Linked DNA regions of Mus musculus: region 2 is linked to region 1. A link is a loop called in an ENCODE intact Hi-C map of the cell type or tissue named here. Cell type or tissue: left cerebral cortex. All regions are shown on one strand. Links, peaks and the distances in the headings refer to the core of each region. The heading gives the core; the rest is flanking DNA.

What was found. A loop is a pair of places that touch in the nucleus more often than their neighbours do. Peaks named below come from ENCODE experiments on the same cell type or tissue, not always from the same donor. Only the 100,000 strongest peaks of a DNase experiment are listed, where the experiment ranks them.
Region 2: a loop joins it to region 1, with 6 times the contacts of the local background. A loop is called at or near these places in 3 of 42 quality-filtered maps.

What each region holds. Positions count from the first base shown.
Region 1 is chr2:136,595,646-136,601,023 of GRCm38, forward strand. All of the region lies in intron 2 of Gm32659 (a long non-coding RNA gene), which reads right to left. Among named protein-coding and RNA genes, the nearest start is that of Ankef1, 66 kb to the left of the region's middle. In left cerebral cortex, for the core only: a CTCF peak has its summit at 1,032 (motif pointing left); DNase peaks (open chromatin) are centred at 1,025, 1,283, 2,485 and 3,303; H3K27ac peaks cover 1,153 bases.
Region 2 is chr2:136,673,715-136,679,092 of GRCm38, forward strand. All of the region lies in intron 2 of Gm32659 (a long non-coding RNA gene), which reads right to left. Among named protein-coding and RNA genes, the nearest start is that of Snap25, 37 kb to the right of the region's middle. In left cerebral cortex, for the core only: a CTCF peak has its summit at 3,197 (motif pointing left); DNase peaks (open chromatin) are centred at 572, 3,386 and 5,029; H3K4me3 peaks cover 706 bases; H3K27ac peaks cover 3,856 bases.

The DNA.
Region 1 (5,378 bases), core at 320-5,319:
AACTGTATTGGATTAAGGCCTGTAAGAAGACACAGGAGTTCAAAGGTGGCCACCAACAATGGCTCGAGCAGTAGGCAAGGGGTCCTGACATGAACCTTGGGCTTGAATAAATGAAGAATTAAACAGAGCGATCAGAATTATAAACAATTAAGCAGTCCTGGTCAAGAACTTATCTGGTTGTCCAGTATCTCAGTTTGGGCTCTGCAAGAATAGCTGAAGAAGTCCTTATTGTTTTAGAGGACAGTTGATTTTCAGAAGAGAATTATTCATGCCTCTAGCATAGTGGGTAATTGCTATCATCTGGGGAGTGATCGTCCCATGAGGTTCTACTCTTGCTAAATCCAAGGTGAATGCAAGTTTTAGACAATGACTAAACTATATATAGTTGCAAACTATACATAGTTATGTTAGCATACTCCCCTCATGTACCTCTGCTTTCCACTTTCTCTACCCTCTATCTGATGAGTTCCTTTTGGTCACTTAGATTTTCATCTACTCTCACGCTGTAAGATTTCATATATCTGTATAAAATGAGAAACACGCACAGCATGTGTCTTCTTGAAACTGCCTTGATTCCCTCCAGTTACATTCATTTTCCTCAAGCAGCATGGTTTCTCTCTTCTTATGTAAATGATACTCTCTGGGTTTGTTTGCAGGGCAGCATGGAGAAATTAAAGGGATGCTTCAGCCCATATCTCTGAAGCCTCGACCCTACCAGTATGTGCTCCAACTAGGTTTCTATTCAGTTAGACTTTCACAATTGACCCACATCCTCACCTTAGCTTTTACCCCAATGATAGGACATTTTTATTGCCTGCAAAGATAGGTTACCAGTGAATAAATTGATCAACTGATTATCTAACTCTACTAACAGAAAGGCTTCCTTCTTTCTTGTGTGGTGCTAAGAGCCCACTGCAAGTGGTTCCAGGAATGGGAGTCAGTCCCCCCTAAACATCAGATTCAACCAAATATTTGAGCCTCCAAACTGGGAGCAGATTTGCTGGGACGCTGAGGCCCTCTAGTGGCTATCTTGGGCTCACTCTCTCTGGAACGCTAGTTCTTCCTAGCCTATTAAAATTTCAACCAGCTCTTGGATTTTAAAAGGAAAATAAACAAATCATTCTTTTGCTTCTCCCTAAATATAGAAAGCTAATTTAGGGCTACTTGGATTCTCAGATCAAGAAATTCACCTGGCCGCTTTGCTATCATCCAGTTGCTTTGTGTTTTAAGGAGCTTGGAAGAGCATGTCTGCTTTTGTCTTCAAGGTCTAAATGCCTTCTCATCCCAGAAATGCACAAAGCCTCTAACTGGTTTGAGTCTGCAGATGAGGCAGGTGTACAGGCCTGGGGGCCATGATAACTTTCTTTTGACTCCAGTCTTCGGAGGCAACCTGGTCAGTGACAGGACCATGAGCTATTACTATGTCTTATGGCTTTGGTAAGTAGGCGAGCTCAGAGTGCAGCCTGAAACTGGTGCTGTCAGCCCTTTCGTGAATCGATTTCCACAGTCCCATGGGAAGCTTTCCTAATATAATTAGCCAGCATTGTGGTTGTATCACCTTCATCTGACCCCTGGGAGCTATAAAGAAGCCCATCATACTCACCTGGCTTTCTTCCCAACCAGACAATTAGGCCATTGGCCAGGAGGAAGCAGAAGAAGAGGAAAGGCCTCCATTTCCATATCTGATGACATCTGCTATCCCCTGGGCTCACAAGAGGAAATATAGGCAATGGTACTTTACTGGGCATTAGTATCTTTTAGTTTACAAGCAGTATCTTTTTCGTTGCACAAATGAGGGCATTAGCACGCATTTATCAAGATCACACAACAAAATAAGCAAATAACTCGTCTTCAAACCCACACTTTTGCCAGACCTGCATCTTATCCCACTAAGCTTTGGGTTTCAGGCCCCTGACTCAAAGATTCATGTGACCATGCCTCCTGGGCAGTGGGTAAAGTGTATGCCTATCCAGAATGTCTCAAAGCAATCTTGCTTGAAATACTATGTCCAAGAGTCTCTGCCTTGCGTGTGCAACCTGGAGCCTTCCTGCTCAAAGCACAATAGTGGACTTTGCAGCATCTGGAATCACTCCCAATTAGCCAGTCCTAACTCCCTGGATGAGGCCTATCCCCAGAGCATCTTGTGCTCTCAGACAACCTAAATTTCTTAATGGAGGTTTTGGGCCAGGAGAACTGAGAGGAATGTTGATTGTGGCTTCTTTAGCCAGCTCCCATGGTATAAGCCACATCCAATTCCAAGTGGCCTGAACTATGTGTATGTCCATCAGATACACTAGTGCTCAGGGGGTGAATTTAGCTCTGCTGTGCACTGAATAAGATGTGACAAACATTGCCTGGCAGTGGCTGAATCATGTGCTATAAAACTACCCTTCTGATGTAAGTCCCTCTGTAGCATGGAGAGGGGCCTGAGTCTGCATGTGGTGGAAGAGTAAGAGGTCAGCCTAGGGAATGCCAGCATGACAAGATGAGAGAGGAAGACAGCATTCCTTGCAGAAATTCTTCAGGCTAACAGTAAGATATCGAGGACCCCAGCCCTGACAGTCACCATAATGCATGCAGCTGGGGTCTTAGTTCTGTCTACTGATTCAAAGTACCTCTTTGCTTAGCTTCCACAGAGACATGAGGTTGGCTTGCTTCCTCATTAGCACATTATTTATAGTTGCTTTCTCTTTTATTTTTCTTGTTCCATTCATTTTGAGGAAAATTATCGAACACTAGAGGCACTTCGTTTACATAAATAAGGGTGTCATGTTTTTCAGAAAAGACTGATACGGCTTTAAATCAGCAAACCTAGACTCTAAATCTGTGCCAAATCTCCTTGAAACATAGGCAAGAGGGCCCCACCTGAAGTTCACATTCAGGGTGGTTGAGTGGGGCTGGCACGGGTGCACATCTAGCCAGTTCCTGGGGGTATGGCGCTGCAGAGCTAGCTACAGCAAGCAGAATCATTGCTCTAATCTGTCAGAATTTGCTTTAATTACACACTTACACTTGTGGTTTTTTATAGAGCTTTTCATTTGTATGAAGCTCTCTTTAACCCTTGAATCCTGGCATGAGGGAATTAAAGGGATATCAGAAACCAAGATACAGAAATATAGGCCAAGGATCTCTCCCAGGGCCGTGGAATCAGCCAAGAAGCAAAACCAGGACTGACATGTTGCCTCGCTCTGAGCTGGGCTGTTTACTCTGCATTCTGCTGACTTGAAAGCTCCACATATTCTCTGGCTGCAGCATCTGCAGTATTCTTGGTGAGCTCTCCATCTCAGGCCAGCTTTGTGCTAAGAGTCCCTAACAGACACATATGTCACCAGCACAGTCTACGAGAACGTACGTACAGGCCTCCTACCTAACAGCTCTGGGAAAACAGGGCTTTGGAAAAAAACAGCAGCTGTGCTGGGCCTATGGAGGAGAAACAGCACAATGACTATCCAGTAGCCTAGACAGGTGACTCGGCCCAGAGGCCCTGAACACAGGAATAAACCAAAACACTGCCAAAGCTGGCACCCTGGCTCTCCTGGCACCTCAGAGGAGGTCATGGAACCTTTCTGTGCCTGACAAGATTATTATATTCAGGGAAAACAATTGTTTACATGGAAGAGAATAAGCATGAACGAACTATAGATTTAGGATAGAGTTTAGTCAATTTCTACTGTATGGCAAATAACCCAGTGCTTTAAAAGACAATTATCCATCACAAATCTTTGAGGAACAGGAGAAATGTGTGCAAGGTCTCTCCCTAAACTCTAATCTACTGGGTTGTCATCTGGGCCATGTTCATTAGCCAATGCAAACCCAAGTCAAGCCACCTCTGCTTGGGAGGACACACAACTTTTTTTTCAATTTTTATTAGATATTTTCTTCATTAACATTTCAAATGCTATCCTGAAAGTCCCCTATACCCTCCCCCTGCCCTGCTCCCCTACCCACCAACTCCCACTTCTTGGCCCTGGCATTCCCCTGTATTGGGGCATATAAAGTTAGTAAGACCAAGGGGCCTCTCTTCCCAATGATGGCCCACTAGGCCATCTTCTGCTACATATGAAGCTAGAGACACAAGTTCTGGAGGTACTGGTTAGTTCATATTGTTGTTCCGCCTATAGGGTTGCAGACCCCTTCAGCTCCTTTGGTGCTTTCTCTAGCTTCTCCATTGGGGGCCCTATGTTCCATCCAATAGATGACCATGAGCATCCACTTCTGCATTTGCCAGGCACTGGCATAGCCTCACAAGAGAGAGCTATATCAGGGTCCTTTCAGCAAAATCTTGCTGGCATGTGCAATAGTGTCTGAGTTTGGTGGCTGATTATGAATCCCCTGGTAGGGTAGTCTCTGGATGGTCCATCCTTTTGTCTCAGCTCCAAACTTTGTCTCTGTAACTCCTTACATGGGTATTTTCTTCCCTATTCTAAGGAAGAATGATGTATTCACGTGTTGGTCTTCCTTCTTTTTGATTTTCTTGTGTTTTTCAAATTGTATCTTGGGTATTCTAAGTTTCTGGGCTAATATCCACTTATCAGTGAGTGCATATCAAGTGAATTATTTTGTGATTGGGTTACCTCACTCAGGATGATATCCTCCAGATCCATCCATTTGCCCAAGAATTTCATAAATTCATTATTTTTAATAGCTGAGTAGTACTCCATTATGTAAATGTACCACATTTTCTGTAACCATTCCTCTGTTGAGGGGCATCTGGGTTCTTTCCAGCTTCTGGCTATTATAAATAAGGCTGCTATGTACATAGTGGAGCATGTGTCCTTCTTACCAGTTGGAGCATCTTCTGGATATATGCCCAGGAGAGGTATTGCTGGATCTTCCGGTAGTACTATGTCCAATTTTCTGAGGAACCACCAGACTGATTTCCAGAGTGGTTGTACAAGCTTGCAATCCCACCAGCAATGGAGGAGTGTGAGGACAGACAACTTGAATGCACACAACTGGTAAGTTATGGCCATGTTTGCAGTTTGCCAGAGAACAGTTTTCATGGTTCAGGCGACTCTGAGATAAAAGGGTGAAAACACAGGATTCTGCCTACTTGCTTGAAACAAAATGAAAGAAAGACTGACAGGAGAGGAGAAACTGAGATGCAGAAAGAAAGCAGGCAGAGGACAGGACAGGCAAGTTAGCTCCGTGTTTAAACAATTTGATCTTACCGTCTACAGGGATCTTCCAACAGCTGGTGTGAGACCGAGGCTTTGCTATTAATATTACCCAATCCAGGAAGGGAGCTGCAACATTGCTCCAGCAATTCACTTCCAGACAGTGGCTTAAGGCTGCTCTCTGGAGACACTAATGACCTACCATTTCAGGCTCACACTATTCAAAGCTACTGGAGTGATGGGAAGTAGCATCTTGACAAG
Region 2 (5,378 bases), core at 290-5,289, 78 kb after region 1:
TGAGTAGAGAAGGCACAAAAGTCTTAGATGGTGAAATGGGGCAGAATTTCAGTAGTATCTGATATATTCATTCTGTCACAGATGAGGAAATAGGCAAAGATCATTAAATGTTGGACTTAAGAGTTCATACCTAATTCTAGACAAAGTCAGAGCTTGACATCAACACTCTTTATTCTATAGTCCCTTCATACTACTCTCACTAATACTGGCTTTATTTTTCAAGAATTCTATTTTATTTTAAGCATACTCTGTAATTCATACATAATGGATATGTTTCTTTTTAGAAAACCTAAGGGTATACCACTGGCCTTGCCTGTATAGTTGAACTGGGAAAAAAAATACTTCCATATAATGAATTTTATCACTTGCACTTTGCAAAAACATCCATGCCTGGTCATTCCTTCTCAGGCTGAAAAGTCAAATTATACTGCAGTCCATTTGGCTTGATGCTTATCCTGGGTCACTTCTGGGCCTTAACCTGTGTTCTGGTGTAGTCGGGAAATTGCCAAAAGCCATATGGACTCCCCGGGCTACCTCCTGAATGAGATTGGATGGTACACACTTAGAAACTGACTCTCTCCAAGAGATGGAACAGATGGCACTTCAGATATGAATATGCATGATGTAGCTCCTAAGGTTGTTAAATAAGTATGTATTTTAGATGAATTCATGAAAATCAAGATTTTCATAAGTGAAATGAAAACTAAGCCAAGGAAAACACAAGGCTCTTCTGGAAGCTGTACATTATTCTTTGTTTGTTGACAATGGCCTCTTTGGCATCCTCCAACCTCCAGAGAAACCACTAGAAAGCAACAGGAAGACGTTAAGTAAAATCTGCAGCAAAGGATACGTTGTGAGATCCTGGACAGGCCATGAGGCAGAACTAACATCCAGAAGAACAAGAAGGGAAATGGAATTGCTTGAGTTTGCCCTCTGTACACCTAATACCTGATCCTAGTGAATAGATCCTTGGCTTTTTAAGCTCTTTTCTGGCCCCTTGCAAATAATTCCACCCTGATGATCCTACAACCAATTCTAAATACTTCATATTTCATTCAGTCCTGGCTATCCACAAAACAAGGCCGACAAGTCGTAAGAGTGATGCAAATCCTTCAACCAGGAGAGTTACTTAAGCAGATGGAATCCACAAATCCCCAATACAAACAGGCCCCATCCCAGGCCCCATGCTCTCTGCCCAGTAACTATCTTACATGTTCAGTGACATACAGTTTACAAAAACTTTCATACTCAAAATATTTAATTTGAATTTTATTGCAAATATTTGATTGTAAATTTTAAACTCACTATGGGTGAAAAAAATAAAGCTTCAAAGAGATTAAATGACCACTCATGGCCACACAAGTCAGATGACTTTAACTCTAGTTCTTTTGATTCCAACCTGTAATGAATCTGACCTGACTTTCACCAGTGAACCACCAGCCAAAGAGGTATTCACTGGGGGAAATTTTCAACTTCTTCTAGAAAAGTCTAACTCACACATGGTCTGATTTCAGGAAGTCACTGCACTGGCTTAGAGAACAAGGTAACAGCCCCATATCCTGGAGACATTCAACAGAAGGCAGTGGATTCTTACTTATATCTCATTTGTGCCAGCGCTTAATCTCTCTTGGTATTCATGATCTTTTGTAGTTCTTATTTGAGCTAGAATATATTACCTTCTCATTCAGACCCTTTTGATGTTATAAGCTATTACTTTGGGACTATTTTGTTAAACAGCAATAGCGAACTGATATTGTCACTAATTTTCTTTCATCTTCTTGACTATAATTCAATTGCAAGTAAAGTCTGCCCTTTGTTGTGATTATGACATTTTCATGGGCCCCAAACTCTTCTCTAAGTTACAGATTATTGGGGTGTTCAATGTCAGAATCAGAATCACCACAGAATTATGAAAGCCTATTATTAGGACAGGAAGGAAAACTAAGGGGAAAGAAGTGACAACCATTAAAACATAACAGTGTAACATACAGAGCGAACCCTAAAGGTGTGATTAAAAATACTGAATATTCAACAGATATTTTATATGTTATCCGGTTATGGAAAACACACTGTTACTAGACATTTCTCACATGCTTTTTTGCATAGTGGCCTGAAGCTGGATATGCTATAAATGACAAGATGTCCATCTCCTAGAGGACTGTTAATGAAGAAAGACAATGCAGCCACCTGGTAGAAGACATTGAATGGGTACTTGATATACTGATGGTAAAAGGTTTAGATTCAGTACAGGGCAAGATTGCCATTTCAGCTTCAATGACTGTACCATAATTTCCAAAAAGAAAACCCAGTTCTTTTGCCCGCCAAAAAATGAGCAACAAACTTATCCAAGCAAGACTTACAGGACTTTCTGGGTGGTTCACTGGTTCAAATCCCTCAGTTCTTGAAAGCAACAACTAAGCTAGGATAGGGGAAGAATGTCCAGATACCTATACTCTTATAAAAAAGGGTTGTTCTCTGGAAACCTTCCTGAAGGAGGTAGAGAACTATCATGTCCGGCAAGTACTGGGTGAAGAAATAAGACATTGACTGAGTAACCAGCCCCTGCTCTACCTACCCATATGCCTTTCTACTCTATTTCATCTCAGTTGGATCAAAGCCTTCTGTCTGCCTCCTCCAACCTGCTCTTGCTCCAGACCTATGGTTCAGACATCACAACACCCCCAGTGTGGTCTCTGATCTCACTTCCTCTTTCATCTCTGGCACAGCTCATTCCAGACTTAACTCTTGATGCCTATAGATTTTCCATTTGGTTCGGAGTCCCTTTCTTAATAACCATCAGTGGACTGACTGTGCTTATACACAGCTCCCAGCCCTCAGAAAGGTGGGGCTTTAGTTCTCAAGTGTTTTACACAGATAAACACCTGTCTGTCTGTCTGTCTGTCTGTCTCTTTCTCTCCCTCCCTCCCTCCCTCACTCACTCTCTGCCTCCCTCCCCCCTCTCTGTTTCTCTCTCTCCCCCTCCCTCCCTCCCTCCTCCCCCCTTCTCTTTAATCGCAGCATGCTGGTTGCTGGAGTACCCACCCAGTGCTGACACTTACAAAGCACTTTATTCTGCACTAATTCATCTGACCCTCACAGTGGTGGTCTCAGGAGGCAGAAGGGACACTAACTGCTCATATGAGGGCTCAGAATAAAAAGAAGTGACCCCTGCTGGTGTATAAAGCAGCCAAGACTTAAATCCAATTTTGCTGTTATTTTTTTTTCACATAGTGCTATTTTTAAAAGCACTAGTGTTGCAGCGATTCTTTATAAGAATCTTTATATGATTCAACCATAGAGAAGAAAATTGCTAAGAAAAGGAACGAGCTGGTATGGCTACCAACTGGCTGGAAGAGAAATGACTACCACGATGGCTCTTGCTCAGATGAGTGGCAATCACATTGCAGCATGCCAGTACAGACCTTAGGATTCTGTTGTCGACTGGCAGTTGACCAGTTGACTACAATAACTTAGTGGGCTGAATGAGCTACAGTAAGAAGTCCATACGCTTTATAAATGTTGGCATCCCTCCAAGCCTTGAGAAGTACAAAAATATAGAGATAACACTGGCTATACTGTGAGCATGCCGACATCTATTTGAATAACAGCTTTAAAATATTTACATTCCAAAGTAATGGGGTATTTCAGCTTACAGAGAGATCGGGGAAATACTAAAATCTACATCTTACTTAGGTGTCCAGCTTGTTCATAGGTCATGGTGTAATCTGACGTCAGTTCAAGATCATTTCTAGCCAACCAGTTTGAGTGGGAGACAACAGATATTCTGAGGAAAGGTCATTAACTTATGAAGTTGAGCAAGCTCATGGCCTGGTCTTCTTCTTTCTTTACATATTCATCAAACACTTACAATGTGCCAGCCATGGGCACTAGAACAATTCACAAGATAAAGCCCTAGATCCCAAGGAACTCATTCTTTAGAGGAGATGTTCTATTTACAGAACAATAATGCATAATGAAGTAAATGCAAAAGGGGAAAACTCAGCACAGCTGTGATAGACAGGATCTATTTTGGGTAGGATGGCCTTTGAGGCATGGGGGTGGGGGGCACTTTACCTGTGGAGGGGCCATCCAGCATGCCCGAAGACCCAGAGGCAGAGATAGATGATCAGCGGGGAGTTTAAAAAACAGAAACAGCATGACTAGACTAAAGTAAGGGCACATAGAGACCAGAGGGTGAGACATGGCAGGTGGCGATCATGGAGGGTCCTCTCAGCTTAGCACCGACTTTGGACAGGAAGATATGCGGTAAACAATGGTCTTTCTTTGCTTCCAGAATCTTGACTGATGTATGGAGAAATGACAGCTCTCTTCTTTTGGGGGAATCGAGCTGGTATGGCCTAGAGAAACAGAGAGCTTCCCACTGCCTCTCTGTGAGGCAGGACTTAGAACCGGGTCCTTTATGAAACATGTCACTGACCATCTAGCTTGAAGCAAAAGCACATCGAGGCCCCGAGGGGCCTCTTCAATCTGCTGCCACAGTGACTCAGGAGGGAGAAGGGTCCCTCTAGCTCTATCTTAGCAGGAGAGTCTATGGCTCCTGGAGGTGGGAGCTATCCTAAGATGTGTCTTTTGGTTAGTTAATACTGATAGGATCCTAGCTGTAACTACCTTCCAAAGATGGACTGGGAACCAGCAGAATGGTTATTTTGAGGATATTCGAGGCCTCCAGACCCTATTTCCCTTTTTCTAAGTAATACAGATATTCTTAGAGCTTTAAATTATGAGTGCATTTCTACGCTCCTGCAGAATTCAAGCTGGGAGTCTGGGTAGGAAGCTGTTTTTAAGGCCAGAAACTTCTAAGGACTCTTGCTGGCTTTCCCCGATCCTGGAGTGAGGCCTCTGTTATGGCTTAGCTGCTTCAAAAAACCCTGAGTCATTCCAATGGTCCTGTCTCCCCTTTTCCCTCCCGCAGCTCTCCCAGTGCAGAACAATCTAGGAGCAAACACCCTCCTCCCCTCCTGCGTAGCCGCCTCTGCGGACAGAAAGTGGGGGTGGCACAGCCCGGGCAAGCCGGCGGGGAGGGCGCCGGGGACGCGGTGCAGGCTGTGGGCGGAGGAACCGTGTCCCCGGTGCCGCAGTGAGCGGGTGGCGGAGGAACGCGGGCGGGAGGCCTCCTGAGTCACTGCGGCTGCGGGGCGCTGGAGCCTCAACCCCCGCCCTTGCAGGCTGCGGCGGGGGCGAGATGCGGCATCCCCTGGGTCAGGGGTCCCTCCGGCTTTCCAAACAGCCTGTGCTCATTTCCGCGGGGGCCTCGGGGCACTGCACACTCACTGCCCTGTCACTATTTGTTAGTCCTACATCTGCCCCGCGGAGATTCGCCTTAGACCAGAGACTTCTATGCCACCCCCGGGTGGATT